2 separate regions of the Mus musculus genome follow, and region 1 is linked to region 2. The links are chromatin loops, found by intact Hi-C in ENCODE. Cell type or tissue: gastrocnemius. All regions are shown on one strand. Each heading gives the region's core, and the rest is flanking DNA. Links, peaks and the distances in the headings are about the cores only. Region 1 has its middle 17 kb from the start of Xiap. Region 2 overlaps Xiap (X-linked inhibitor of apoptosis).

Region 1 (15,860 bases), core at 3,735-8,734, 56 kb after region 2:
TATTTAGATGGGAAGAATATGAACTAGAAGCCAAAGAGCTGATTGGGTTCATATCTTAAGTGTAAATAGTCTCAGTTAGTGTCTGCTAAGTGCTAACACTTAGACACTGTGGTCTAAGTGTTCTTTTTGTCTGTTACTTTTTTTTCCCCCATTTTAAAATGTTTACTTCTTTCGGTGATTGTGATTGTGTGTGCGTGTGGCATGTGAGGATGGGTGTTTGTGTGCAATGCTCTGGGTTTGGAGGTCAGAGAACAACTTTCAGGAGCTGATTCTCACCTTCCATCATCTTTTTTTTTAAAGATTTATTTATTTATTTATTATATGTGAGTACACTTTAGCAGTCTTCAGACACACCAGAAGAGGGCGTTGGATCCCATTACAGATGGTTGTGAGCCACCCTGTGGTTGCTGGGAATTGAACTCAGGACCTCTGGAAGAGCAGCCAGTGCTCTTAACTACTGAGCCATCACTCCAGTCCCCCCCCCCATCATCTTTTTCAAGAAAAGATGTATTTATTTATTTATTTATTTATTTATTATATGTATATGATTATACTTCGCTGTCTTTTTTTTTCTTTTGATTTTTTTGAAACACAGTTTCTCTGTGTAGCCCTGGAACTCACTTTTTAGACCAGGCTGGTCTCGAACTCAGAAATCCGCCTGCCTCTGCCTCCCTAGTGCTGGGATTAAAGGCGTACACCACCAAGCCTGGCCTGTTTGTTTTTTCAGATAGGGTTTCTCTGTGTAGCCCTGGCTGTCCTGGAACTCACACTGTAGACCCAGGCTAGCCTCAGAGATCTGCCTGCCTCTGCCTCCAGAGTGCCGGGAATTAAAGGTGTGTGCTGCCACCACCCGGCTTGGTCCTCAGAATTTTAAAAAGGGCTGAAGATATTACTCAGTGATAAGTGCTTATCTATCTCATGCAAGGACCTCTGCTCAATTCTTAGTACCTGGGGTGGAGATATGGAGAAAAACCGGACTGCACCAGAATCAACTAGAAAGGGCAGAGGAACTAAACTTCTCCCTAGAACACAGCCCAGAGTGACTGAATCTGAGTCATATCCTGGAATTAGTCCCATCAGTTTCCCAAAAGATCTTCCGGTGATTCTGACTCACGAGCAGGCTTCAGAAAAACTGGTCTATAGGTTAAAGTTCAAATCCTTTACAGAGCCATGTATGGATGCAGTTAGTTGTATCTGCCCCAATTTATATGTTGGATCCCTGTCTCCTAGAATTTAAGAATGTGACTACATTTAGAGACAGGGCCTGTGAAGATGTATCTAAATTAAAGTGTGGCTGTCATAGTGGAACCTAATAATACCTGATTGATGTCTTTATAATAGGAGAGGAGGCCATTAAAAGAAATATCAATGATGCACACACACAGTGACCATATGAATGCCTAGGAAAGAAGGTGACAAATGTGCACGCAAAGAACCAAGGCCTTAGAAGAAAGTGAACTTTTTCACTCCTTGACCTGAGACTTCATCCTTAGAAAACAACAACAATGACAACACGACTTCAAGTCTTCTGCCCTGATACCAAACAAGTTTTGTATCTGGTATTTTTTTGTTATGGAAACTCAAATGGACTAAGACAAAAATTTTGAGTCTGGCCCAAAGTAGTTCTCCCGAGCCTCTGCTGCTCTTTATATCCCCTCCCCCCACCCAGTTGTTTTAAATATTGAATCCTCAGGAAACTCCAACTGTCGGTCGCCAGGATTCTATTTAGTGAAATGGTATTAACAAATTACGCCTCTCATAGAGGTTACATGAAGAACAGATGTGGTCATCTATTGTTAAAATACTTTTCATGATATCTGTTAAAGAAAGGCTGTATCGTGATGGGTAATGATGACCCACTGCAACGGAATTTTGCAGCAGAGGAAGGAAGTTAGATTCAGCTTCAAACAGAGGAAGGAAGAATAGCCAAGGGAAAGGCTAGGATCAACAAATGGAAAACTGCCAAGAGGAAATGTCAAATCTAGAGGAGTTCTTGCTGGGGGCTGACCAGAGTGATGAGCACAGAGGGAGCGATTTGATCAGATACTGAGGGCAGTGGTTGCTAGAGACTCAAATTCTTAGTAAAACTGGACTAACTGGACTTAGGACACGATCCAGTGTCTGAGAGGAGGCAGACCCCAGTTTGATTAAGGACAGAGCCTTTGTCACTTTGTCATACAATTAACATAGTATGAGCACAGTAAAACACACAGTAAATGCCAGCAGCTCCATTTCTATGTGTTATTATGTTCTGACCTGAACTTAAATTCCGCTGCTTCATTTACCCAATTCTCGGTTGTCCTTCAAGAAGGGAAGTTTTAGCAAGTTGTGATGCTACATACCTATAATCTTAGCGCTTAGGAAACAGACACGGGAGTAACCAGAGTTCAGAGCCACAGCCCAGCTTAATAATGGCGCACACCTTTAAGCACAGCACTTAAGTGGCTGAGGCAGGTGGATCTCTGAGTTCAAGGCCAGTCTAGCTGAGTTCCAGGACAGCCAGAGTTACACAGTAAAACCCTGTCTTAAAGGAAAAACCAACCAACCAAACCCAGAACTTGCTATGGCTACATAGCAAGTTGGAGGCCGTCCTGGGCTACATGAGAGCCTTATTTTAAAAACTAAATTAATGCTGAAGTCTAATGTAGTCTGCTTGGATCTGCATCCAGGACCCCTTTTGTTGACTTCACCAGACAGACATCACTGCAGGAATGGGCTCTGGAGATGAGTGGAAGAGCACTTTAGAGGGAACCTAACTTAAGTGCATCCTGCAAGGGCTGGAGAGATGGCCAGAGGTCCTGAATACAATTCCTAGCAACCACATGGTGGTTCACAGCCATCTGTAATGGGATCTAATGCCCTCTTCTGGTGTGTCTGAAGAGAGCAACAGTGTACTCACATACATAAAAATAAATTAATTAATTGCAAAATTAAAAAAAAAAAGAACATCCTGCATGTTTGGCACTCTGATACGCTTGTGATCAGAACATAAATAAAAAGAATTCGAGGATACAATACAGCTTAATTGGTTGAATGCTTTTGCCAGCATCAGGTAAAGCAGGTATGGGCCACTGCGGCATTTCGGAGGTAGAGACAAGAAGATGAAGAGTTCAAGGTAAGCCTGGGCTATGTGAAGCCCTGTCTCATAAAACAGAGCCACAAAATAAAATAAAACAACTATGGCCAAAGTTCTCTCTTTCCATTCAGCTGGAGCTCAGAAGTTAAGAGCTTACTTACTCTTTTTTGTGGAGGACCTGAGTTTGGTTTGTAGAAATCACGTAGTGGCTCACGACCATCTCAACTCCAGTCCCAGGTGTTTTGACTGCCTGCCCTGGCCTCCATGGAATGCACATGATGCCCACGCATACACACAGACAAAACGCTCAGAAACATAAAAATGTGAAAAATGCTTTCCATGCAAGCCTGATGATTGGACTTCAATCCCTAATCTGATCCCATAGTACATAGAGAGAAGTGACTTCCAAAGTTTCCTCTGGCTTACACTCACTCACTCACTCACTCACTCACTACTAAGTCAATTTACTTTTTAAAAATTTTATCCTCTGACATCCCCCCACATACTTAAGTTAATTAAAAAAAAAGATTTATTTATTTATTTATTTATTTATGTGAGTACACTGTAGCTGTACAGATGGTTGTGAGCCTTCATGTGGTTGTTGGGAATTGAATTTTTTTTTTTAGGACATCTGCTCACTCCTGTCAATTCTGCTTGTTCAGTCTCTGACTGCTCTGGCCCAAAGATTTATTTATTATTATACATATAAGTACATTGTTGCTGTCTTCAGACACGCCAGAAGAGGGTGTTAGGTCTCATTATGGGTGGTTGTAGGCCACCATGTGGTTTCTGGGATTTGAACTCAGGACCTTTGGAAGAACAGTAAGTTCTCTTACCCGCTGAGCCATCTCACCAGCCCCCCCGCCTTTTTTTTTAAATTTAGAAACAAGGTGTCACTAGGTTGCCCTTGAACTTGCTATATATCCTTGGCTGGGTTCCACCTTTCTGGTTCAGTCTCCCAAGCAGTTGAGAGCATGGGTGTACATCACCAGACTTGGTAGGCTTATGGTGCAGTGATGTTTTCGGAATGCTTTTACAGCAACGAAAGCATCAAAAGCATGCCTAGATTTGTGCTTTGTTTTGTTGTATTTTATGTGTCCTTGGGACGGGCTGTGCTCTAACTTGTGATGCTGAAGCTTTGGCTTCCCAGGTCTTAGGATTGCAGGCCTGGAGCACTCTGCCTGGCTCATCACAAAGAATTTGAAATCGAAGTTGGCTTTAAGAAAATCACTATGACAGCATAATATAGTGAAAGGATTTGAGGGAATAAATGAAATGGAACTTAGGAAATGATTGCAGTAACCCTGGAAACAAGAAAGTTCCCAGCAGAGAGAGTAGCAGTGTTTCTAAAAGACATGCTTTCAAGCCGAGCTTGATGAAGCATACCTGTAATTCCAGCAGTCTGTTGCAAAAAGTGAGTGAGTTTGAGGCCAGCCTGGGCTACCTGGAAAGGCTCAGCTTTAAAAGCAAGTAAGCAAAAAGAACACAACTCAATTATAAAATGTAAAAAAAGAAAAAAATGTCTAAGCAGAAGTTTCTCAAAAGAAGATACAAAAGTGGCTAAAGGCACAGGTCTTGGGAAGCAGAGGTAAGAGGATCTCTGTGAGGTTGAAGTTAGCCATGGCTACATAGTGAGTTCTAGGATGTACAGGGCTACATAGCAAGACCCCGGCTCAAAACCACATCTAAAGGTATGTGGGGGGAAAAAGCCCTCCCCATCACTAATCATCAGGAAATAAATTCAGAGCCACAAGGAGATATCCCTTCAGACCCTTAAACATAATTGTTTTAAAAACTAGCAAGGGCTGGGGCTATGGTTTGCCTGAGAACTTGCTTGGCATGTCCAAGGCCCTGGAGTTAATCTCTCCACTTCATAAAGCTGGGCACACGGACACGTGCCAGCACTGCCAGCACTAGGGTAATGTAGGTAGGTATGAGAGTCTGGAGTTCAAGATCCTCAGCTACATAGTGAACTTGAGATTCACCAAAGATGAAAGAGAACCTGTCTCAAAAAAAAAAAAATCAAATTTAACGATGATGATCAGGATGCAGAGAAGAGAGAACCTTTGTGTGTAGTTGGTACAAATGTTGGTATAGATGTTAACTAGCACGGACATTATGGAAAACAATATGGAGACATGGTCACATGCCTGTAATGTCAGCATTTGGGAGGCTGAGGCAGAAGGATTGCTACAAGTGTAAGACTAGCCAGGGCTGCATAATCAGTTCCAGGTCAGCTTAATCTGAAGGATAAGACCATATCTAAAGAAAGAAGGGGCTGCCGAGATGGCTCAGTGGTTAAGAGCACCGACTGCTCTTCCGAAGGTCCGGAGTTCAAATCCCAGCAACCACATGATGGCTCTCAACCATCCGTAACAAAATCCGATGCCCTCTTCTGGAGTGTCTGAAGACAGCTACAGTTAGCCCAGAAACTTAGTATACCCGAGATATTAAGATACAATTTGCAAAACACATGAAACTGAAGAAGAACGAAGACCAAAGTGTGGGCACTTTGCCCCTTCTTAAAATTGGAAACAATCACCCATGGAAGGAGTTACAGAGACAAAGTTTGGAGCTGAGACAAAAGGATGGACCATCTAGAGACTGCCATATCCAGGGATCCATCCCATAATCGGCCTCCAAACGATGACACCATTGCATACACTAGCAAGATTTTGCTGAAAGGACCCTGATATAGCTGTCCCTTGTGAGACTATGCCGGGGCCTAGCAAACACAGAAGTGGATGCTCACAGTCAGCTATTGGATGGATCACAGGGCCCCCAATGGAGGAGCTAGAGAAAGTACCCAAGGAGCTAAAGAGATCTGCAACCCTATAGGTACAACAACATTATGAACTAACCAGTATCCCGGAGCTCTTGACTCTAGCTGCATATGTATCAGAAGATGGCCTAGTCGGCCATCACTGGAAAGAGGCTCATTGGACTTGCAAACTTTATATGCCCCAGTACAGGGGAATGCCAGGGCCAAAAAGTGGGAATGGGTGGGTAGGGGAGCTGGGGTGAGGGTATGGGGGACTTTTGGGATAGCATTAGAAATGTAATTGAGGAAAATACGTAATAAAAATATTAAAAATAAATAAATCTTTAAAGATGGGAGGTAATCTTTATAGAAAGAAAGAAAGAAAGAAAGAAAGAAAGAAAGAAAGAAGGAAGGAAAGAAGGAAAGAAAGAAAGAAAGCAGCCATATGAAAGTTCCTAACATGACAGGTATTGTGACTTTAACCCAGAAGCCAGATGTCGGAGTTCTGATCTACACAGTGACTTCCAGAACAGTCAGATCTATGCTGAGTTACACTGTTTCAAGAAAACAACAAAAGAGCTAGAGATATGGCTCAACAGTTAATAGCACCTACTGCTCTTCCGAAGGTCTTGAGTACAAATCCCAGCAACCACATGGTGGCTCACAACCACCTGTAATGAGATCTGATGCCCTCTTCTGGTGCATCTGAAGACAGCTACAGTATTTATAATAATAAATCTGAAAGAGAGAGAGAGAGAGAGAAAGAAAGAAAGAAAGAAAGAAAGAAAGAAAGAAAGAAAGAAAGGAAGGAAGCAAGCAACAAAAGTCTTGCAATGGTAATGCAGGCCTTTAATCCTATACTTGTGAGGTAGAGGAAAGCAGATCTCTGCGGTCAAGGCCAGCCCTGGTCTACAGAGTGAGTTCCAGGACAGCCAAGGTCACCCAGAGAAACCCTGTCTTGGGGGAAATAAAAGAAAGAAAAGGAAAAAAAAAGAAAAGTAAAGAAAGGAAACAAACAAGAAAAAGAAAGAAACAAGAAAAAGAACGTTCCTAAGATTAAGCTGACCTGGAACTGATTATGCACCCAGCTAAATGTATTTTTAACCGATATATAAATAAAAGCATAAAAATTGTGATCCAGCAATCATACTTCTGGGTTATCTGCATTCCATATTCACATTAACTGCAGAGGTATTCATAATAACTGAGAAACAGAAATAACCGGAGTGTCTATCAACTGCTGATTGGTTAAAAAAATGGGATTTTTGACAACATGAATGGAACTGGAGATAATTATACTAAGTGAAATAAGCTACACAGAGAAGACAGAATTGATTTCATACAAGTCGATAGAATGGTAGTTAACAGAGAGTGGAGAGAGTAAGGGATTGAGAGGGATATGAAAGGGTTAATTAATGGGTAATTAAGTTGCATTTGAATAGGAATAAGAACTTCTAGTGTGTCTGGTGACATGCCTTTAATTCCAGCACTGGATGCTAAAGTAAAAAGATCTTTGTGTGTTAGAGGGCGGCTGGAGCTACACAATGAGATCTTGTCTCAAAACAAAACAAATCAGGCTTTTGAAAAAAATCTCACTAAAAAAGTGAAACTGATAGAAGATATAGTTTATCATGATTTAAACACATAGACAATGTTTTTAACTATCACTTGATAACCAATAAGTATGCACAATTTTTATGCTTTTATATATCGGTTAAAAATACATTTAGCTGGGTGTTAGGATGTGCCAGTAGTCCTGACTCTCAGGAGGTTGAAGCAGGTGATTGTCTAGGTTCAGGAGTTCAAAGGCAATTTAGGTAACACAGCAATATCCAATTGCTGAGTGAAGGACTAAGGTTACTGGTCAGTGGGAGTGTCCTTGCCTAGCATGTGTGAAGGGCTAAGTTCAACCCCTAGTTCTATAAAACGTAAAGATATTTCTGTGTTCATTCTGTTGAAGCAGGGTCTTACCACGCAGCCTCGCAGGCAGCCTCAACTAGCCTAGTACTTGTGATATACACCAGCCTGGCCTCAAATCTTCAGTGATCCTCTTGCCTCACATACCTCTCAAGTGCCAAAATTACAGGGATGCTGCACTGTGCTATGCATGTTGGGATCCAGCTGTGGTCCTGCATCCTCTGTTTCCTCTTTCAGCTGGCAGGGTGTCCAGGCACTCCTGCACACCAGTCTGGAAGCATGAAGCAGAATACAGAACAGGTAGGGTCTGCAGGATCCTGGACAGGCTGGGCATGAGTGCAGGGGTATGTGTGGGTGGGGGGCTTCACCAAGGATTTTAACTCCCTTAGACAGTACTAGCTTGTGTAAGTACACTTTATCTGAGGTGACCAAGGGCTATATATAAACCTTGGAGAGTGGAAAGTAGTTTTCAGAGTAAGTGGCTTGAGTTTAAAGTGCCGTGAATGCTTCATTTGTATGGAGAGGCATTCCAGGAATCCCAAGTGCTTGCTGGGTGGGTTCTTATCAGGAAAGAGGAAGTTGAACTTGTACATTTGCCAAGGACTATATGACATTCCTCAGGTAGAAGAATGGGGGCCCCAGCTCCCCAGATTAGGCAGGGAAGTGGAAGCCCCACTAAGAAAAAGGAGTCCTCCATTTTGCACCAGGCTCAGAGGAGAGCCTGGACATGGTAGACTGCTACCTTTTTGTTTGTTTGTTTGATTGTTTTTTTTGTTTTGTTTTGGTTTTGGTTTTCCGAGACAGGGTTTCTCTGTGTAGCTCTGGCTGCCCTGGAACTCACTCTGTAGACTAGGCTGGCCTCGAACTCAGAAATCTGCCTGCCTCTGCCTCCGGAGTGCTGGGATCAAAGGCGTGTGCCACCATGCCTGGCGGTAGCCTGCTACCTTAAGTAGTGATGTGCAACACAGCACCACACTTGGGTTTTTGTTTCTTCTAAGATAAGGTCTCACGTAGCCCTGGGTGGCATCTAATTTGGATTAACATAGAATGAACCTGAACTCCTGATGATCCTTCTGCCTCTGTCTTCCAAGGGCTGGGATTACCAGGGCTTTACAGAGAAATCCTGTCTCAACCCCCCCCCCCCCCCCCGCAAAAAAAATCAATCACACACAGTAGAGCACAGTTGGACATGCTCATAATTCCAGCACTTGGGAGATATGCGAAGCAAGACGATCAGAAGAAGTTCAAGGTTCTCTTCAATACATAGGAAATTTGAAGATAGCCTGGGTTACATAAAACTACTTATAAAAAGCAAAAATAAGTTGAGCATGGTAGTACATGTCTTTAAGCCCAGCCTTTGGAGGCAGAATCAGGCAGAACTCTGAGGCCAGCTGGTCTATATAGTGATTTCAAGGACAGCAAGGGCTATATAATAGAAAAACCCTGTCTCAAAAACATTATAATCAGGGACTGGAGAGATGGTTCAGTGGTTAAGAGCACTGACTGCTTCCAGAGGTCCTGAGTTCAAATCCCAGCAACCACATGGTGGCTCACAGCAATCTGTAATGAGATCTGAAGCCCTCTTCTGGTGTGTCTGAAGACAGCTACAGTGTACTTATATACATAAATAAATATTTAAAAATATATAATTATAACCATCTTCATATTAAAACAATATCAATAATAGGAAGTTATATAAGTGATCTTTAATTCTAATTCTTTTTTCATTATATTTACCCCATTGGATTTCATCTTAATGTAATGTGATTTTATGCTTTATTAAAAAATGCATGGATTGACTTATTTCTTCCCCAAATTTAAATATTGAAAGTATAACTGCCACTGGGTGTTTGAATATAAGGACTTTGGGAAATAATTAGGTTTAAATGAGAGGTCTGAGAGTATGGGGAGGGTGTCACAATGGGATTGGCGCCCTTGTAAAAAGATCTGTGTCTGTGAGAATCCTTATGTGGGGACATGGGGATCAGAAGCCTACACATTTACATTGAAAGACTCCGAGAGGAGCCCCTCGCTCAGGCCTCAGGACAATAGCGGACACCCAAGAACTCATGATAGACCAAGCTTGATGTAAGCCACATGAGGCTTTATTCAGGGAAAACCAGAGCTCTGGGGACGACTCATAACCCACGCAGGGGTAGAGGAGTCGACCTCGAGGGGAAAGAGGTCCTAGTTTTTATAGGCCCTCAGGGGGGAAAGGAGAAGGGGGGGAGTAGGGGATTTCCAGCTCTAAACAATGTCTATTCTCAAGAAATGGGTATGGGAGGGGTACAAGGAAAGAGTCTGGTGCAGGTGTAGCAACTCAGGATTGGCCGGGCTGTGGTTGCTGGGGAGATTTTCCGACTCTTTCTCAGCAACTAATATCACAAACACCTGGCAGTGGGCTTCATCAGTGGGCACACACATGGATCAAGGAACGGTCAAAACATTGGCAGACACACGGGTTCAAGGAGTGGCCAGAGCATTGTGCACCTATATTTTTCTAAATCAGTGAAGCTAGTTCTGCTAACAGTGACATCTATCTTGCCAATTTCAGGGCTTCTGTGACCTTTTACATTCTGTCAGGATCTTTCAACATGACAGTGATTGTGCCCATATGCTTCTGTCCTATACCTTTAACCTCTACAGCCATGAGAAAATAACTGTCCCTTGATTCAATTACCCAGTCTGTAATATTTGGTTATGGCAACTAGAGTGAGGACAGTCTTCCTTTTTCTTTTCTTTTCTTTCCTTTTCTTTTCTTTTCTTTTCTTTTCTTTTCTTTCTTTCTTTCTTTTTTTCATTTGTTTGTTTGTTTGTTTGTTTTCCGAGACAGGGTTTCTGTATAGCCCTGGCTGTCCTGGAACTCACACTGTAGACCAGGCTGGTCTTGAACTCAGAAATCTGCCTGCCTCTGCCTCCCAAGTGCTGGGATTAAAGGAGTGTGCCACCACGCCCGGCTCTGGCTTTATTTTTCTTAAGATTTATTTATTTTATGTATGTGAGAACACTGTAGCTGTCTTCAGACACACCAAAAGAGGGTATCAGATCCCATTACAGATGGTTGTGAGCCACCATGTGATTGCTGGGATTTGAACTCAGGACCTCTGGAAGAGCAGCTCAGTGCTCTTAACTGCTGAGCCATCTCTCCAATCTGTGAGGGCAGATTTTTTTTTTTTTTTTACTGATCACATTTCTTTTTATTTTTCTTTTTTCTTTTTTTTTTTTTTTTTAGCAAAAATGAATATAAAATGATTCTTTAGAATACCATGGTGACACATACCTGGAATCTCAGTACTTGGGATGTGGACACAAGAGGATCAAGAGTCCAAGGTCACTGTCATTTACACTGTCAATACTAGCCTGGAATACATTAGGCCTCCTGACATAAGAGTACTTTATTAGCAAGCATAAGTTTTAGCTTTTAGACATTTTTTTCTTTGCGTAGGTATAAATGAGTACTATGTCATTAGAATGGGACAGACAGAATTCAGCATCAATCCTAGTTCTTGGTTTTTTATTTTTTAAATAGTGTGTGTGTGTGTGTGTGTGTGTGTGTGTGTGTTTTGGCGCACATGCGCTCGTGCACTGGTGGCCACAGAGGCCATAAAGGGGCACTGGGAGCTGGGGCAGTTGTGAATTGCCCCATGTGGGTACTGAGATATGAACTCTGGTCTTCTGAGAGACCAGGATGTGTTCTTAATTTTTGTTTTCAAGGCCGGGTCTTACTATGTAGCCCTGGGCTGTCCTGGAACTCAATCTATAGACCAGGCTGGCCTCAAACTCACAGAGACACATGCCTCTGTCTCCCAAGTGCTGAGATTAAAGTATGCGCCACTACACCCAGTTTCCAGTAAGTGCTCTTGACCACTGAACCATCTCCTCAGTCTTGGTTCTTGCTTTCTGATTATCAAAAATAGATTTATTTTTTATTATATGCACATGACTATACATATGCCTGAATGTATGTCTGTGGGCCACATGCATGTTTGTAATCTGTGGAGAGCAGAAGTGGGTCCCAACTGAAGTTACACATGGTGTGTATGTGTGCTGGAAATGGAACCTGAGTCCTCTGAAAGAGCAGCCAGTGTTCTTAACCACTGAGCCATCACTGCAAGTCCCACCTTTATCTCTATTTTTATAGACATAATATATCAAGAGTCCTGTTCAAACACATAGGAAAATGGGAATAATGTGTTGTAACAGCAATGCCACTTACTCATCTGAACTCTTCCTGAGACTTCTGGCAAAAAAAGAAAGCACAAAAGACACATAGTGACCTATTAGAAATGATATTTTGTAATCTATCTACTTAATTAGACTTTCCCTTAAATTTGGCAAAAACGAATGATTGGCATCCACTGGAACTGCAAACTATTTGTCACTCAATCTGTGGGGTTGTATGTGACTTACAGTTTCTAGGAGCTATACCAAGAGGCTTATTAAGGGACCAATAGTTGAGTTCCTCTATTGTCTCACTTGAAGATCGGTTCATTCCTTTGATATAGTCAGATAGTCCTGAAAAGAAGCTATTGATAATTTGAAGCAATCTTTACTGCTGTAGACTTTAACAGGAAATGCTCCTATCTTCCCTTGTGCTTTGAATATGCTTTCATTAATGCCTCGGAACTGCTCGCTTACATTCATTTATTTACACAAATATTATATAAATATATATAAATAAATGTAAATATATATTTATAAATATATATATATATAAATTATATAATCTCATTGGCAGAATCACTCCAACTGTTCAAAACAAATCCTGTCGATTGAGATTTGCATTTTTAAACAATCTGACTTTATTTTCAATTCAGATGAAAGCATATTAATATAGCCTTTGTAAACAACAACTACTAGCTCATTTATAAAGCCTATTTTCATTAAATTTTGCTCATTTTAAATTTAATTTTTAAAAAAATATTTATTGTTCATTTTATATGTTTGGGTGTTTGGCCTACATGTCTACACACTGTTTACATGCATGTCCTAAGGGGGTCAGAAGGAGACTGGGGTCCTCCGAAATAGAGTTACAGAAAGTTACTAACATGTGAGTGCCCGGAGTCAAATCTGGGTCCTTTGGAAGAGCAGCCAGGATTCTTAACACCTGAGCCATCTTTCTAGCTCTAAGATTAATTTTTTAAAGATATTTTCAGAGTCTCACTATGAAGCTCTGGCTGGCCTGTAATTTTTTTAAAGGTAGCTTTTTTACTTTCAAGTGGTTGCTGATTTTTTTTGGGGGGGGGGGTTTGGAGACAGGGTTTCTCTGTGTATCCCTGGCTGTCCTGGAACTCACTTTGGAGACCAGGCTGGCCTCGAACTCAGAAATTCGCCTGCCTCTGCCTCCCGAGTTCTGGGATTAAAGGCGTGCACCACCATGCCTGGCGCTGAATTTGTTTTTTAAAGATTTATTTATTATTGTATGTGAGTACCTCGTAGCTGTCCTCAGACACATCAGAAGAGAGTATCAGATCCCATTACCGATGGTTGTGAGCTGCCATGTGGTTGCTGGGAATTGAACTCAGGACCTCTGGACAGTCAGTGCTCTTAACCTTAGCTGAGCCATCTCTCCAGCCCAGCCTTACACTAACAGAGATTCACCGGCCTCTGCCTCTTATTTGCTGGGATTAAAGGCACGTGATCCATTCCTGGCCCTTTTAGATTTACTTTTGTTCACATGTATGTGCATGCACCCACAGAAAACAGAAGAGGGTTTCAGATCCCCTGGAGCTGGAGTTATAGGAGGTTGTGAGGCATGGGTGTTGTGAGCAAACTTTGTTCCTTTAGAATCTAGAAGAGCAGTAAGTGCTCTTAACTGCTTAGCCATTACCCCAGCTCCCTTCCCCACTTTGCCCCCCCTCTTTCATGTATGTACAAGTGCCATGTCTTGTGGAGGTCAGAGGACAGCTTTCTGGAGTCAGTTCTCTCCCACTCTGGGGCTCTGGGGGTGGATATCTGGTTGCCAAGTTTGGTGGCAGACACCTATATATGTCTGTGGTTCTCATTTCCGAATCCTAAGATACCCGAATTCTCTTTCCTTTCTTTTTCCCCCTGTCAGTAACAGAGAAAGACACAAGACTAGGACTCAGGGAGGCGCTCTTGCCATGGATCCTGTTTGTTCATTATCCCTTTGATGTGTTATTGTGAAACATTTTAAACGAATGGAGAAGTTGACAGGCTGGCCTTGAACTCTTGAGCCTCCTGGCTCGTGTTTGCAGATGCTGAGATGAAGGACTTTCGCCACCAGGCCTGACAGTATGTACACTTTAACATCGATATATGGATTTGCTCCTTTGTTTGGGTTGTCAGACGCTTTACATGTGATTCGAGTGTGATTTCTGAGGTTTAGCATGAGTCAACTGGTGGGGAAAGGATGCAGGCTCACTTGGGAAAAGAAGGAGGAGAAGGGAAACTGAATGGGGACATCACACCAGCACTGTTGAGGAAAGGGGGGCTGGGATATGGCTCCGTTGCTAGAGCACTGGCCTAGCATGTGCAGTGCACTGGGTTCTATGCCCAGTACCTCATACAATCATACACAGTGGCACCTGCTTGCCAAAGTCGTTCTCAAGGCCTAGTCCATGGCCAGCCTATGTTACACAAAGCTCCCCCAGACAAATAAACACCTTGAAAAAAAAACCCTGGCTGGTCTTGAACTTGTTAGAGATTCAAGGATAACCGTGAGCATTTAATTCCCCGAGTCTCCACTTCCCTTTTTTTGTTTGTTTAGCTTTTTTAAAATATTTATTTATTTTGCACATGTGGAGGTCAAAGAACAGCTTGTTGGAGTCTGTTCTGTTCTCTCCTTCTCTTACACGCGTTCTCGCAACCGGCCAGGAAGAATGCAACAAACCGGAATCTTCTGCGGCAAAACTTTATTGCTTACATCTTCAGGAGCAAGAGTGCAAGAGCCAGAGCAAGAGCTCTATTGCTTACATCTTTAGGAGCCAGAGCGCAAGAGCGCAAGAGTGCAAGAGCAAGAGAGAGAATGGCAAAACCCCGTCCCTTTTAACGAGAATTATTCTCCGCCTAGGACGTATTACTCCCTGATTGGCTGCAGCCCATTGGCCGAGTTGTCGTCACGGGGAAGGCAGAGCACATGGGGTGGAAAACTACCCTTGGCACATGCGCAGATTATTTGTTTACCACTTAGAACACAGGATGTCAGCGCCATCTTGTAACGGCGAATGTGAGGGCGGCTCCCCACATCCTTCACTATGTTAGCTTCAGTGATAGAACTCAAGCTAGGCTGTCAGGCTTTTTGGTTTTTTGGTTTTTCGAGACAGGGTTTCTCTGTGTAGCCCTGGCTGTCCTGGAACTCACTCTGTAGACCAGGCTGGCCTCGAACTCAGAAATCTGCCTGCCTCTGCCTCCCAAGTGCTGGGATTAAAGGCTTGCGCTACCACTGCCTGGTGCTGTCAGGCTTATTAGCAAACTCACATTTCTTGCTCAGCCAACTCCCCAGCCCCACACCCAGTTTTATGCAGTTTTGAGATTGAAGGTTGGCCTGGTGCAGGGTAGGTGTGCACTGTGCCAACTGAGCTGCACCCCAGCTAGTTGTTCTATTTTTCTTTTTTGAGGTAGGGTCTCATGTAAAACAGTGTAGTCTTTTTTTTTTTTTTTTTTTTTTTTTTTTGGTTTTTTTTCGAGACAGGGTTTCTCTGTATAGTCTTGGCTGTCCTGGAACTCACTTTGTAGACCAGGCTGGCCTCGAACTCAGAAATCCGCCTGTCTCTGCCTCCCAAGTGCTGGGATTAAAGGCGTGCGCCACCACCGCCCGGCTCAGTGTAGTCTTTAACTATGTAGCTGTGGCTGTCTTTTAACTCCTTCTCCTCCTCCGTCTGTTCCCCCCAGTGGTAGGATTCGTATGTGTAGTGATGGTACTACACGATGCTAAGCCATCTATGTGATTGTATACCTTAGGACGTCTTTATATACCCTTTAGGAATATTAAGAATAGACCTCAGGCCGGGCAGTGGTGGCACATGCCTGTAATCCCAACACTTGGGAGGCAAAGGCAGGTGGATTTCTGAGTTCGAGGCCAGCCTGGTCTACAGAGTGAGTTCCAGGACAGCCAGGAATACACAGAGAAACCCTGCCTCGAAA
Region 2 (15,860 bases), core at 3,513-8,512:
AGTAACGACCTTCTAATGGTCTAGGTAATGTTCTCACCACTGGGAACACAGTGACTATAGGGTAACATGTGGCAACATCCTGACATCCAATGTTTGCCTTGTCAATGTAATAAAATAGTTTAAAGATAGAACTTAGTGTTTCAAACACATTAGGTAAACCCTTTGTTACTGACCTACTTACCCTCAGGACCCATTTCCAAACTCTCTTTTTGTTTGCTTGGAGACACAGTCTCAGCATGTCACCCAGTGTGGCCTCAAATTCCAGATCCTTCTGCGTTGAGTGCACCACCGATGCCTACCATGCCATTCCCCCCAAAACTGAAATTTAATCACCTAGACAGGCAGGGCTCAAATTAAACCAGGCAGATTAAGGACTCCGCACACCCATGTATCACCTATAATTTGTTTTTGTGCTTTGGTATCATATGGCCAGCCATGTCTTGCCATGCCAACAAACCAAAGCACCACCACCAACAAAAACAAAAAACCCTACAAAAACCCCAAACCTAAAACAAACAAAACAACAACAACAAAACAATCCAAGAGCCTGGATTTGGAAGCATACATGTCAGACAGCAAGGCAGCCAGTGTAGCTAATGCCTAAAGTTAGCTAGAAACAGCTTTCCTGCCTATAGGAACAGCTTGACTGGTGATTCACCATATGATTTGGTGAGTCATATAACCTCTATGTCTAGGGCTCCTCAGCCGAAAATTATATACATGGCACAGATATAATGAATAAGAGACACAATGACATGGTGTTACAAGAGTAGAAGTAAGGGTTCTTGGGTGGTCGAGATGGCTCAGCGGGTAAAGGCACTTACAGCCAAGTTTGACCACCTGAGGACAATCCCTGGGTCCCACTGGGTGGAAGTAGAGAACCGTCTCCCACAAGTTGTCCTCTCACCTCTGCATATATTCTGTGGTATGCATACCCACACCCATACATGTAGTGAAATTTTTGGTTTCTTTGAAAAACACAGAAAAATTATGGGAATGTGCTTTCGTTTTAATCAGGTGTGGGATATGGGACTACTTCCGACTGTCCACAGCAGCTGACTATGATTTGTCTCATGCTCCAGCAGGGGCGTGACTTTGCCAGCTGCAGATAGTTTCTGTGATTGTGGGACATTTGGAATTCTAGGGACTTTTCAGAGAGTATAAATGCTAGGTCCCTGAGAGGCAGGGCTGGTTGTTGTTAGTCATGGTTTGATGGTCACATGCAAAGACGAAACAACAAGAAGACATTTGGTATCCTGATAGTGAAGATTAAACATGTCCCAAGGAACTCTAGACCCCTATTCAGCAGGAAGGAGTCGATGGATAACGATGTTCCCTTCCCCACCATTGGCAGAGTGGAAGAAAGAAGCCACAAGTAGCAAAAGAATGGATACACATACACACATGAAAGAAGTGTAATAGAAGCAAAGGCTCTTGTGACTTGGCTCTACTTACCTGCAGGAATTTGGGTAAGTCAGCTAACTTCACTGTGGCTTTTTCACTATTTTCAGAATTACAAGGGGCAGTTCCTTTGAGAGGGAAGTTATGAAGTGGGTAAAGTGAATTTGAAAATTCATCTTAGTGATGTACCAAGAAACCCTTTGAGAACATAAATTATCATGCCCAAATATGTTTTACATGCTTTTATAGTCACATGTTAGAAAACTGATCTGTCTCCAAATTTTTATGTGAGGGTCACTACTGGTTTGTTGTTCTTGTTGTAATGTTGGGGACTGAACCCAGGACTAGACAAAGTGCTCTACCACTAAACTACACCCCCACCTCCCTATTTGAAGGTCAATTGAATGGCATGGTTTGAGAACATAATTTTTCTGATTCTACACAGCAACAATTTCTCCAACATCCCCTGAGCCATTACATATATTCTTCTGATTTAAGCACAACACTTGATGATGTAGAGTGGAAGGGAATGAGAAAATAGATGGAAAGCATTTTGAGAGCTATGAAAATGGCCATAAATGCATTTCATCATCTTACATCCCTGATTAATCAGACACTGGTCCTCAACTGTTTCATTTTGTGTGAAACTAACCTGTAATTAGTTCACACACTCTAATTAGATGAATGATTCTTCAGGCGCACAGAGGGTTTAGTCCTTTTAAATATCTTTCATGTACATTTTGTCACATGTTCTTCATAATCCCAGAGGGAAGAAGAAACAGGAATGGCTACCCTTATGAATTATTTTTTGTTATGCTCATTTCATTTAGTGGAAAGTATTGGTTTATAACTATTGTTAGCACTTGCTTTTTCCATTCTTACAGCTCACATAAAATGTAACATCTGAAAAGTTTGTAACAGAAAGCTAAGAATTACAGTAGAGTATATTCATCTTAATAATCAAATAAAATGTTGAAAGAAAAACAGGTTTTTCCAGATCTGTTAGGACATTCTCTTAATGATTAACGTAAACATTTGTTAATTTTTTACAAAGAAAGAGCCATGATCCATGTTTGAATATTCAATGAAACATAATTTTAGAAATTATTTCCTTACTTCAGAAGATTAACTTAAAAAAAAAAAGGTTAACTTTATGGGGTGGGGGCAGAGTCTGTTGTTTTAATAGTAGTTCTGAATATCAGTTGGTGTTCACAAAAAACACTTCTGCGTCCTCTCTCTCTCTCTCTCTCTCTCTCTCTCTCTTTCTCTCTCTCTCTCTCTCTCTCTCTCCCCTCAGGACAATCATTACTGATTTGCCAGAAGCAGAACCTAATTTCTGGCAAAATAAATTCCAGTATTTAATGAGAAAATACATTTTTGATGCCTTAGTCAAGAATGCAAATCTCCTTATATAATAAACTAGGGGAATTAAAAAGAAATCCCTAGTACCTTGTAATGGAATAAAGCTAAAGAAACAGCAGGTGCTCGTGTACACACAGAAATGAATATACAATGAAAGTTTATTTTTAAATGTGCATCACTAATTTTCCATGTAGAACACATATTTGTGGGGTTAGGAATATAACAGTGATAGAGAACTTCCCTAGTATAAGTGACTCTCTAGGTTTCATCCTTCTAAATATACGTATACATGTTGACAGTAAATTAACGCTATTGAACTAATTAAGATTTTGAAAGCCAGACATTATGGTGCATGTGTGTCTGCAATATGAGCAGGCCAACTTGAGCTACGTTGGAAATTAGGTTTTGAAAGAGACCTCTGTTTCAATACACAGTGTCCTATTTAATTATATCCTAGGTTTTCTTCAATTTAAATTCTTCTGGGGAAAAACAATAATGAAAATCTAATTCTCCTGGGTTCTTATTTATTTATTTGAAACCAGTATTCCTCCAATATAAAACAGAAGATTAAAGTTAACAAGTATAGGCCCATGCAAAATATTTTCTTTGCTATTCTCATTAATTATGATCCATTATATTGTTTTGGGAATCTCATACAAAGACTGAAAATACTAAATAAACTGTCACCTAGCCTTATACCTATTGAGACTGTTATTTTGGTTACAATATAGATGGACATGTATTGTTTCAAACGATAGATACTCTCATCATCGAAAGACTGAGTCCTCTATTTTTTTTTTTTTTGTGTCACACTTTAAAAATTTCCGAACTGAAGAAGAATCAGAACTCTTAATTATTATGAATTAGAAAGGCCAACTCCTTCCAATTCTGAAATTCTTTCCTTTCAAATTAACGGCTCACATTTTGTCGTAGTAGTGTTGGCTCTGTAGAAATGCGGATCCGGTCTGCACAGTCCCATCCGGTTGCTGTCATCTACCAGCACGTACAGCTCAGCTTTCAAATCTTTAACCTTCATTGCTTGATTAAAGGGTAGTTTTTTAAAATCTTATGTATGGGTGTGTGCAGTATTCTTGTACAGGCACACATATGTGATCTAGTGTGCACGTGGAAGTCAGAGTTAAATAGGCAGGGGTCATTTCTACTCTGCCTTGTGGGTTCTGAGACTCAAACTTGTCATTGGGCTTGTTGGTACCTTTTCCCTGCTGAACTATCATGCTAGCCTTTGATCAGAGTAGTTTAAGGTCAGTGAGCATTGGGGATCATCCTGGTGTCACTGAAAAGCTCACATGGATACTCTAAGGAGGAAGGCATGCTCTGAAAGGGAGCTGGAAATAGTGGTTCATACCTAGACTCAGCCAAGTTTAAATCCAGCTGGAGCTAGAGATTAAGGCCCTATTTTAAATATATTGTGGATGTGTTGTGAAAAGGCTTGTTTGTTTTTTGATAATGGCAATGATTTTGACAGTGATTATACTGTCAAAGATTAACCAGGCCTGACACAGATAGCCTGAAATCAGTTTTTCTTTTTGAAAACAGGGTCTCGTGTATCCTCAGTTGGCCTTGAACTTGTGTCTTTCCCTTCTACATGCTGCATTTACAGGCATGTGCCATCATCCCTGGCTGGAATATAATTCATTTAAGGACCTGTATTGTGGATTATTAGAAGGGACAGAGCAACAGTCACTTGAAACTGCTCCTTGTAAATTTCTGTCCAGGGGAGCCTATATCATACCAGACTGCTCACATATTTTGAAACTCTGGCCAGTATGTACCCTAACTCACAAAAATCCCTTTGCTGCCTGCCTCAATGGGGCAGTGCTTCATAGACTCCTTATTCCTCCCCTGCTGGCACTTTGTTTTTACAAAGTGGCTGTACGATCTTTGAACACAGACAGGCTACTCTGAGAGGAGAGTGGTGTCAACTATTCATTTTCCCCCTGGTGTTGGCGGTTAAATCTAGGTTCTCATGTATGTCACTGTTGTCAGCAGCAGGTACTCTGCCACTGAACCACACTTTTAGCCCAAATTTAATGTATCTTTAAAAAGATTCATTCCCTTTTTATTTCATTTCATTTTTTGAACAGGGTGGCAGCAGGTTTCTCTATGTAACCCTGGCTATCTTAGAATTCAGAGATCTGCCTGCCTCTGCCTCCTGAGTACTGGGATTAAAGTCATGGACATACCACCTGGCTGATATGTGCAGTGTATCACAGAATGGGGTATGTGCCTGTGTGTGGTCCAGGAGGTAAGGGTACCTGGTGGCACACGCCTTTAATCCCAGCACTCCGAAGGCAGAGGCAGGCGGATTTCTGAGATAGAGGACAGCCAGGGCTATACAGAGAAACCCTGTCCCCTGTCTCGGAAAACCAATAATAATAATAATAATAAAATGAATAAAAATAAAAAATTAAGTCTTGGATTTGATTCTCAATGCTTCATATACCGGGTAGTCACAGCACTAAGGAAGTAGAGGAGAGAGGATCAGAAGAAATCCAAGGCCGCCCTTATCCATACGGAATTTAAGGCCAGTAGCCTGGGTTGATACATGAGATCCTCTCAACAAAACAAATCAAATACAAAGAAGATAACATTTTAAAGAATAGTGCTTTATTGAATAAGTCTTATTCACAGAAAAATAAGCTTTAATCTACAACAAATGACAGATTATAGAGCAGAAAGCAATTCCATAAAGGAGTTTCCATAAACGAGTCATAAAATTATATTCACAAATATAGTACAACACATGACAAAAGAATTGGTCTTTTTTTTTTTCAGGTAAAGTATAACAAAAATGCCAAAACAGAAATTACACGAAAGCCATTATTACATCAAAATGCAAATTTGTTGGTAAGTATAGACAGTGATAAAATATACTTACAGAGTAATCTTAAATGCTCATTAATAATACATAAGCACATAGTAAATGCCAAACAGCTGTACTCACATCTGCAAATTTCAGCCTCCAAAAGAGAACTTTACCACTCAAGCATTACTGTCATATTGTTTAATTTGAAAGTATCAGCAACCGTCTTACTGTAGAAACTACAAAGCACCACTTACTGTGCCCTGATAAGAGTGTAATAGAATGAAGAGTTGACAAACACCTGAGACTTCCAGTAAGGAATCTATCACTAATCAGCTATATAGCTTCGGGCCAATCACCTTTCCTTTAAGTTGCCTCAACAATAAAATGAAGGTGGTGGTGGTAGTGTGAATAAGTGACTTTCTAAGGTCATTTCTAGCTCTGATAGTCAGTGATTTTATTATATAAGGAAGAAATCTACATTGCACTAAATGTTTCAGAGCCAAACTAAAATATTAAGATGGTAATAAGTTGACTGTTTCTATTGGAAAAAATTCGACTGAATTTAGTAAGAATACTTTCTCTAATTTTTGAAAAGGTAATTTAAATATTTTTAAAGGGTTGAACTATTTATTACAATTTATAGCTTTGTTACAAGAAGCATCCAGAGAAACAAATAATAGTGAGTAAAAGTTAACATAAAGAGTTTCATTTAAGCTTTAAAGATTACTTTTATTTTATGTGTACTTGTGTATGACTGTGTATGTATACACACATGCATGCACCCCTGAAGGCCAAAAGAGGGCACCAGAGCTACATGTGTCTTTGTCCATGTGGGTGCTGGGAACTGAACCTAAGTCCTCTGAAAAAGCAGCAAGTACTCTTAACTGAGTAATAGTTCTGGGCCTCTTTTAAGCTTTAGTCTAAGATCTTCCATCAAGACAAAGCCATGGAGGATTCTAAGTTGTAGGATGAGAGTTAACACTTAAGAGTATATAAGATGTTCTTGTGTTAACACTCTTGGTCTTCTCTCTTTTGTGTATGTGTCTGGGTGTAAGTGGTTACCTGCCATGTTACATGTGTGGAGGCAGCAGATAACTTGTGGATGTTGGTGGGCTCTCACCTTCCCACTTTGTTTACCATGGTGCCTCTTCATTAATACATAAGCCATTAACTGACCATGAGCTTTGGGGCATTCTCCTAGCTACTTCCTGTTTCATGTAGGCATTCTGGGATTACAGGTGCTTGGGCTAGTGCGCTCAGCTTTTTGTTTGTTTTGTTTTCTTTTATGAATAAGACAGGGTTCCCTGTCCTGGAACTCACTCTGTAGATCAGGCTGGCTTCAAACCCAGATATGTCTACCCCTGCCTCCCAAATGCTGGGATTAAAGGAGTGCACTAACCATGACCTGGCTGCTTTTATGCCCGTTCTGGGGATCTGAATTCAGGTTGTCAAGCCTATTTTTGACTAGTTCTTTCCTTCACTGATGGCTACCTTTTTAAAAAGAGAAGATGTGACTAAAATGTGAAGTATTTCTCTACCCACTTTCTTGCTTCTCTCATAGCAGTGACAGACAGGCTACTCCATCTCTCCTCTTCCTTTATCCAGTATCTGGGGACTCAGAAGTCCAGGAAGACTTAGGTCTAATGGGAACAATGCATGCAGCTAAGGTTGCAGTGGCACTTTCCATTCAGAGAGCTCAAAATATAAATCTTACTAAAATAAAAAACAGAGCAACACACTGTGACTAACAAGACAACAAACTGTCCTACCCCAGCGAATCACATTGTAGTCACTCCACTCACCTCACCTCTACCCCTAACTACAGGAAGAGGCAAAAGTCTAGGAGGAAAGACAATACTTTAATAAATGCTAAACACTCACACACATCTTGATCAACACAGTAAATAACAAATGAAAGTAACTATTACAAAATAACTTCAAAATTCACATGACTAATATGTAGTAAAACGGGTGGTTACTTCAAAATTCTAGAATGAACTTTATACAGCAAAAGACCATCAGCACGCAGACACTGAACTCTCTCAGGGGTGGTGATTCAGAGCCGGTTATTCTGTGACCTTCCGAGTGACCATTTTTTACACAACCATACTGGAAAGGATCCAGTACCTTTTTTTTTTTAGTGTGATTTCAGACCAGCTCTGCTAAGTCTCCAATAATTTGATTAGAGTTGGAGTGCTGTGATTTTAAGAACCCGAAGCAACAGCATTTTCTAAACAATTCCTAAAATAAACTTGTTAGCCACATCAGCTCCATGAATTCAATTTCGCAACTCATGAAGACAAGAAAAGAGGTCTTGCTTAACTCTCAGCACACAGGTTTTAAAAGAGTTTTAATGAACTGAGGCTCTGAGAACAAGAAAAGTGTTATTTGAAAACATTCAGTCCTTGAGTCCTAGGCTAAGGACTAGATTAAACAAACTACCTATATGACTTGTACCTGAAGTGCCTTGGAAACAATTTTTAAAACTATTCCCTGGCAGAATGCTTGAAATATAAATTGAAATTGAAATCTTAGTCAACTTAGATCAAATGTAACCTAATGATCATATAACTAAATCTAAGCAGAAGGCAGTATACAGAACTAAGGATTTTCATGAAGAAGACAGAGAGAGAGAGAGAGAGAGAGACAGTCAGTTACTTAATTCTGTTGGTTTCTATTTAAATTTGCAATTAAAATAACATCACTTACCATAGTAGTCAACAGAGGTTAGGAGAACCTAACAATACTCTTTCTCTTAGAAAATACAACAAAAAGTCTAAATTGTAACAGTTTCACTCTCAAACTGTTCTCTGTAGTAAAATAGACCAGTCTTTACAAGAGGTCTCTCATGATAATTACTTAAGGTAAATCCCGTGTTCTATGAAGCACTTTAGCTTTTGATTGTATTCATATTGACTTATACAAGTTGTTAAAAATATTCAAACAACCACTCTTCTCAGTATGTTACAATTTCCAAGGTTTTAAGGATCTTCAGAAAATATTTTTAAAGTATCCACTACCATTACTAGTCATGAAAACAAACAAACATAAAACAATCAAAGACTGAACATTTTGTACTATATACATCTTAACCATCCTAACATCGAAACCTACATGAAACTTGTAGGACACAGAATGACACTGAGAAAGAATCTCAACACGGAGAGCCAACACTAAAACTACAAGCCATATACACCAGGCGTCTACATTTACCTACGTAAGCGGACAGATGGTTACAATACTGGGTTAACAAAGATCTTTTAGTAAAGTGACTTAGGCAGGCTTCAACTAGCAAGGATTAAGGGTGAATCCTTACTAATTAATTGGAAGATCTGAGACATATTTTATATTTCATTTTACAAAATCAGAAATAGTTATTTTGAAACAAGATAAAAAGACATGATCTACCTGTCAGAAAACTACCACTCAGAAATATTTTTCATCCACAAAGCAGGTAAAATAAAAACATTTAAAGTTCACATTGGCACCAGAAAAGTTAACTGGCCTGCCTTCCTGGATTAGAAAAACTAAAACTGAGCGATAAGTAGTTTTGCAGACGTTTGAACATGCCTAAGCCTTTAAATCAGCAACATATTTACTAAGAACTCTGATTATAAAAGTAATACATACTTATAAAACCTTTAAACAGAAAAAAATGAAAAAATAAAGTGAAGGGCTCTATAAGCCCCTCTAAGACCCACCCCCCACCCCCTGAAGAAAAAATACATTTAAGAGTGTGATACTTATATTTTCAAACCTTTTTGTCCTGTACAGATACAAAATACACACAAGCTGATTTGGCTCCAACTAGATACAGTGTTTTGCCATTTGTATTTTACACTTAACTATATCTGTGTTGCCTTTCCATGTCAGTACATGCTGGTTAGATGGTAGTCTACCATTCAATATCTTTTAGGAGATGACGAAATCACTTAAAAATACTCATATAAGTACATTTATAACTCCAATAAATTCCAAGTAAATGGGCAGAATCCTAAAACACAGAAGTGAGCATCTAAAACAATCTTTATCCTCCCAGCAGCGTGGGGCAGTTCTTTCCGTGTTTACAATAAGCCAATTAAAGTCATTGGGCAGATTCCATCACATCTCCATGCTTATACAGAACACTCCATTTGTTAAGCTTATGCAAAAGGCATGAAACATGCAGGTGATGAATTCACTTACATATAGAAATCAAGTCAGTGTACTACCAATATACATGTGAAAAGCTATAAAATGCTTCTCTGTCTAAGGTTTCAATCGAGTAAAACACTGGCTAAATGATACAGCTGATAACTCGAAAGATCCAGAAATTGAATGTTTAGACGGAAACAGTGCTGTTAGCATTGGTCTCCATTTGGAAACAGCAGATGCTAATGGAATGCAATGCAGATTACTTAAAGTTCGCTCCCATCACACATTCAATTAGAGCAAGAAGAACATAACATGTGGTGCCCCACTAAGACATAAAAATTTTTTGCTTGAACGTAATGACGGTGTAGCACATGGGACATTTGTCAACTGCTTCTGCACACTGTTTACAAGTGACCAGATGTCCACAAGGAACAAAAACGATAGCAATATTTCTATCCATACAGATTTTGCAAAGCTTCTCCTCTTGTAGGCGCCTTAGCTGCTCTTCAGTACTAATGTCTGTGTAAAAAGAAAAACAACATATACTAATTTTTGGTTTTGTTGTTTAAATTCGTTGAAACATTGAACCCCCTCCTGTGTCCCAGACACTCAAGTCCTGGGAGACACGAAAATGACTCAGACATAGCAGCAATTCTTAAGTAGCTTGTGTGCTAGTGGGAGAGGCTGTGAGATACAGCCAGAGAGGGTAAGAACAAAGTAGAACATACTATAATCAAGTTACATACAGAGTGCTCTGGGGCAAAATGAACAAGTTCTTCTGTCTGGGTGGCTAGGGAAGGCATCGTGATAAGCAGGACTGCAGTGGTGTGGCAACAAATGACCAGGCAGAAAAAGCAAAGATGAGGGAACTGTACAAACATGTTGAAAGGCATGGGTAATTCCAGGAAGGGGTCTATTTGAAGGCTGCTTCTACTGTGGGACAGGTAGGATTTAGTGCTTCGATGTGAGGGCTGAAGAGAGAAAGCGCAGGTAAAGTTAGTTGGGTTTGTCAGGGTTAAGGAGGCAGTGAGAACTATTGGAAATAGAGAAGAAGGTAAAGGCTTTACAGTTGCAAGTACATTTAAGATGTTGGCAGGCTATCCACACAAAAACATTTGGGTGTAATTAGAGGATACTGAAGTAGCTGCATAGCTGAACCTTTGCCAAAACAGATTTTGTGAAATGCTAACAAATATGCCACAAAACTATGATTTGTAGTCATATATGATAACAGCAACAATAATCAACAGTAATAGAACATAAATATTATATGCTGGGCATTATTCCAAATAAATTACATATTTTAACTATATTTGTAATCACTGTACACTAATGGTTTATAAATCTGGCTTCAAATGAGAATTGGAAGGTTTTTCCCCCTTTGGGATGTGTGTGTGTGTGTGTGTGTGTGGGGGGGGGTGGTTAGCATCCTGAAAATTCAGGATACTGTATACCATTCATTGTGCCACATACCTACCTCTTGTGGCATTTTCACAAACAAGTTTTCTTTCCTTCTAAAAAATAATTTATTACATGTATTTATATTTGTGTGAGCGCATACACTGTGGCACATGTGACAAAGTGAAGAGGTCAACTTTCAGGAGTTGGTTCTCTTTGTCCACCATACAGTTCCCAGGTTTCTAGTCCTCAAGTTAGATCTTCAGGCTTGGAAGCAAGCACCTTACCCACTGATCAACTGCACTAGCTCTGCTAGGTTTTTCTAACTTCTAGGACGAGTCACATGAAACTATTTCACTGGATGTATCCCATTATGGGAACACAATGCATTTCCCTATTAAACTTTGTATATATCCTTTTCAAAACAAAACAAAACAAATTCTGGGTCTTATTATTTAGCCGTGGCCTGTCTCTGCCTCCTGAATCCTGAGATTAAAGGTGTGTGCCCCATGGCTGCCATCACTCCTTTTCATGGCATTTATGTCCTGGAGGGAACATTATTTCCAAAACGTGTTTAGAAATCAAGTTTAATCTTGTTCTTCCTTAGCAAGCACTTATTGAACACTTACTTGAGCATTTGGTATAAAATAAATAGTACATACATACACTTTAGGCACCCAATATTCACAGAAAAATTGGGAACATAAGTAAACAGAAAATCACGATATGCTAAACAGTGACAATGATATTAAACGAAGGTGAAAAAAATGACTGAAGCATGCTGCAAGAGACAGAGCACAGCATATAAGCGCGTAAGTCAAAACTGGTAATTGAATATGAAGGAAACCAGACCAGATACAGAAGGTCGGCAAGAGTTGACCCTTAAAGATGTGACAAATCATGGAAGAACTGAGACTTGATTCTGAGGGTTCTGAGAGCTGCTGAGGAGTTTTGAATCAGAGAGAGAGAGGTACTGCCATATTTGAGCTCTCTGGGTATGAAAAGGACAAAAAGGATTGTTCTAGTCTCTTCTTAAGAAACAGCCTTCAGGGCTGGCGAGATGGCTCAGTGGGTAAGAGGTAACTGCTCTTCTGAAGGTCTTGAGTTCAAATCCCAGCAACCACATGGTGGCTCACAACCATCTGTAATGAGATCTGACACCATCTTCTGGTGTGTCTGAAGACAACTACAGTGTACTTATGTATAATAATTGACCAGAGCGAGCGGGGCCCACCTGAGTGAGCGGGGTTGACCAGAGCGAGCAGAGGTCTTAAAAATTCAGTTCCCAGCAACCACAAGAAGGCTCACAACCATCTGCACAGCTACAGTGTACTCACATAAATAAATCTTAAAAAAAAAGAAAAGAATCAGCCTTCAGGCTGGGTGTGGGGCTCACGCCTTTAACCCCAGCATTTGTGGGGTAGAAACAAGTGGATCACTTGAGTTTGAGATCCAGCCTGGTCTACATAGCAAATTCCAGGACAGCCAGGGCTATACAGAGCTGTCTCCAACCCCCACCCCACCCAGAGAAAGAAAAAAGGATAAAAGAAAAACTGTCTAGAAGTAGCTTATCTGCTGTAATTTTGGTTGTTCATTGAAATAAGAGAACCATAATACTAAGTTCAAAGAGTAAAAGTGTTTATTCTATGGGGATATTATAAAGGAAATGGATGGGCTACAAGGTGAATTTTCCTATAAAAACAAACAATGCATACCTTTCTGCAATGAAGTTTGACTTGACTCATCCTCCGTATTATCTTTCTGAGCACTCACAAGATCTGCAATCAGGACCTCAAGTGATAGATAGCTGCTCCCGGATGTTTGGATTTTTTCTTCCATTGTTTTCTTAATGTCCTTGAAGCTAAATCCCATTCGTATAGCTTCTTGCACCATAGGATTCTGGAAGATGGTATCATCTGAAATCAAAGTTGGGTGGAGAAAGAACATAGTAGAAGTATTTTCATTAACATAACTAAACAGTAAAATAGTTTAGGGATTTGAGACTATCATATTGATGATAAGTTCAACAGTAGAGTGTTTGCCTATTATATGTGTTGCTGTGCCTTTGATTTCCAAAGCTGAAAAGAAAAGTGCTCGTGCACACCTTTAATCCCAGCACTCAGGAGGCAGGGACAGGCAGATCTTTGAGTTCTAGGCCAGCCTAGTCTACAGAGAAAGTTCCAAGACATCCAGGAAACCCTATCTCGAGAAACCACAAAAAGAAGTATGCTAGAGAAAAATGATTTAACTTGGTTATTTATACCTGCTACCAAGTCCATTCCAAATAATATAACGTAGCTCTGCATTTCAAGCATATTTACAAATATTTGTAGTATCCTAGATGATGTTACAACATTAGGGAATAGGGACTCACCAGATACTCTAAATTAAAACATACTGCTTCAATTGAAAAAGGACATCTTAAAAGAAAAGAATAGACAAGAAAACAAAACAAAACAAAAAACTGAAAACCCACAAATGGAAACTCCAAAAGAACTAGTGTCTGCTCGGCAGTGGTGGTGCATGTCTTTAATCCTAGCACTTGTGAGTCAGAGGCAAGCGGATTTCTAAGTTCGAGGCCAGCCTGGTCTATAGAGTTGAGTTCCATGACAGCCAGGTCTATACAGAAAATACCCTTCTCAAAAAAAAAACAAAAAAAAAAACAAACACCAGTGCACAGGTGTTGTGGTGGACACCTTTAATTTTAACACTCTGGAGACAGAGACAGAGGCAGGAAGGTATCTGGGGGTTTGAGGCCAGCCTGCTCTTCAAAGCGAGTTCCAGGACAGTTGAAATATAGAGAAAAACTCCGTTCCACACCACCACCACCACCACCAAACCCCCATACATAATCACACTGAAAATTACATTTAGGGCTGGAGAGATGGCTTAGCTGTTAAGAGCACTGACTGCTCTTTCTAAGGTTCTGATAAATCCCAGCAACCACATGGTGGCTCACAACCATCCATAATGAGATCTGACGCCCTCTTCTGGTGTGTCTGAAGACAGCTATAGTGTACTTACATATAATAATAAATAAATCTTAAAAAAACCTAAATCTACAATATGCTATGGAATTTAGAAGACCCTGTTATAGTGCTTAGTTCTATTAACAATTTATAATAGTGCATGCATTTAATTGGGAGGCAATAGCAGGCATATCTCTGTGAGGTTGAGGCTAGCGTGTTGTATAAAACAACTTCCATGACAGCCAGGGGTACACAGAGAAATCCTGTCTCTAAAAACAAAATGAAACAAAACGAAATTATACCATGGCCATGGGTAGATCACATCACCTTTGTTTCTTCAGAGGAATGTAGGACTAACTGCAGTGGATGCAGCTCAGAGTACTTACTATTCACGGCTCAGTCACCAGCACCAAACAACAACAAACACCATCACAGTATCGGCTTTAGCTGCATGTGGGGGCACACACCCCAATCCCAGCACTTAGAAACTGAGGCAGAAAGAGACAGGTCCAGGCCAGTCTGGCCTACACAGTAGACAGACTACTGGGATAGCTCAGAGGTTAAGAACATTGGCTCTTCCAGAGGACCTGAGTTCAATTCCTGGCACTCACATGGAGGCTCACAACTACTTTTAACTTCAGCCCCATGGGATCTAACACCCTCTCCTGGCTTCTGGGGCAACCAGGCATGCATATGGCACACATATATGAAGGCTGACCACCCATACAGATTAAATAAATAAGTAAATAAAAATGTAAAAATCTAAACTTCTAATCTCTTTGTTGTTTTAATACATTTTCCTCCCTCCCTTCCTTTCTTAAAACCATGCCATGCAATCCAGACTGACCACAAGTTCAGAATTCTCCTGCTTTAACATTGTGAGTGCTAGGATTAGATTTCCACCACAGCACCTGGCTTTCTATTAATGTTCTCACTACAAAACTATCTGGAATAAAATTATAAGCACTTCATTAAATTCTTAAATTTATAGCAGCCTCATTAAACATACTATAATAAATTGGCCACAAAACTAAACAGATTTATTTTTAATAGGCATATTTACCGATTTTTTTAGTTAGCGATGGTGTTTTTTCAGCAGTTCTTCCCTAAAATAGAAATATGAATGGTAAGAATTCACTTTAGCAGAAAGCAATTATCTCAATTTGAAAAGTTAATAAACTTAAAACAAATTGGCTTTATTCTAATTTAAAAACCCTGACTATTCATAAGAGCATAACCTAACGGAATGGAAGGAAGGTAAGACTATCTATCTACTCATCACCCCTTTATAAACAAGAAGCTGAGGGCCAAAGAGATCCAACGATCCCCTGGAGAACAAACCAATACAAATGCAGCTAAAAGCTAAGGGTAGAACCGTCATGTCCACTCTAGACTCCCACTGCAGTCCAAAGTTCTTCTCAGTATACTAATGCTCTGACGGCCACTGTTCTGTGTCAATTCAGACACAGTTGTTCATCTTGATTGAACCCAGGGGCTTGTTTATGCTAGCCAGAAAAGGTAAAACCCACGTATATCTCTGTCCTTATTTTTGCAATCTGAAGTATTATCTGCTAAAAGGTTACTAAAGACACACACACACACACACACACACACACACACACACCATAGGAAGACTAACAGTCAATGAACTTGGACCATTGGAGTCTCCTAGAGACTGAATCACCAGCCAAAGAGCAAGCATGGGCTGGACCTACACATGCCCCCTGCACATATATAGTAGATGTACAGCTTGGTCTATGTGGGTCCCC

What was found. A loop is a pair of places that touch in the nucleus more often than their neighbours do. Peaks named below come from ENCODE experiments on the same cell type or tissue, not always from the same donor. Only the 100,000 strongest peaks of a DNase experiment are listed, where the experiment ranks them.
Region 1: a loop joins it to region 2, with 3 times the contacts of the local background. A loop is called at or near these places in 1 of 42 quality-filtered maps.

What each region holds. Positions count from the first base shown.
Region 1 is chrX:42,043,260-42,059,119 of GRCm38, reverse strand. No RefSeq gene overlaps it. Among named protein-coding and RNA genes, the nearest start is that of Xiap, 17 kb to the left of the region's middle. In gastrocnemius, for the core only: no CTCF peak of the experiment used is centred there; no DNase peak of the experiment used is centred there; H3K27ac peaks cover 1,008 bases.
Region 2 is chrX:42,099,174-42,115,033 of GRCm38, reverse strand. It overlaps Xiap (X-linked inhibitor of apoptosis), which reads right to left. Exons shown (of 8, transcript NM_009688.3): 6 at 15,155-15,197; 7 at 12,838-13,038; 8 at 5,370-10,243. The coding sequence ends at 10,050. Among named protein-coding and RNA genes, the nearest start is that of Xiap, 39 kb to the right of the region's middle. In gastrocnemius, for the core only: a CTCF peak has its summit at 6,370 (motif pointing right); no DNase peak of the experiment used is centred there.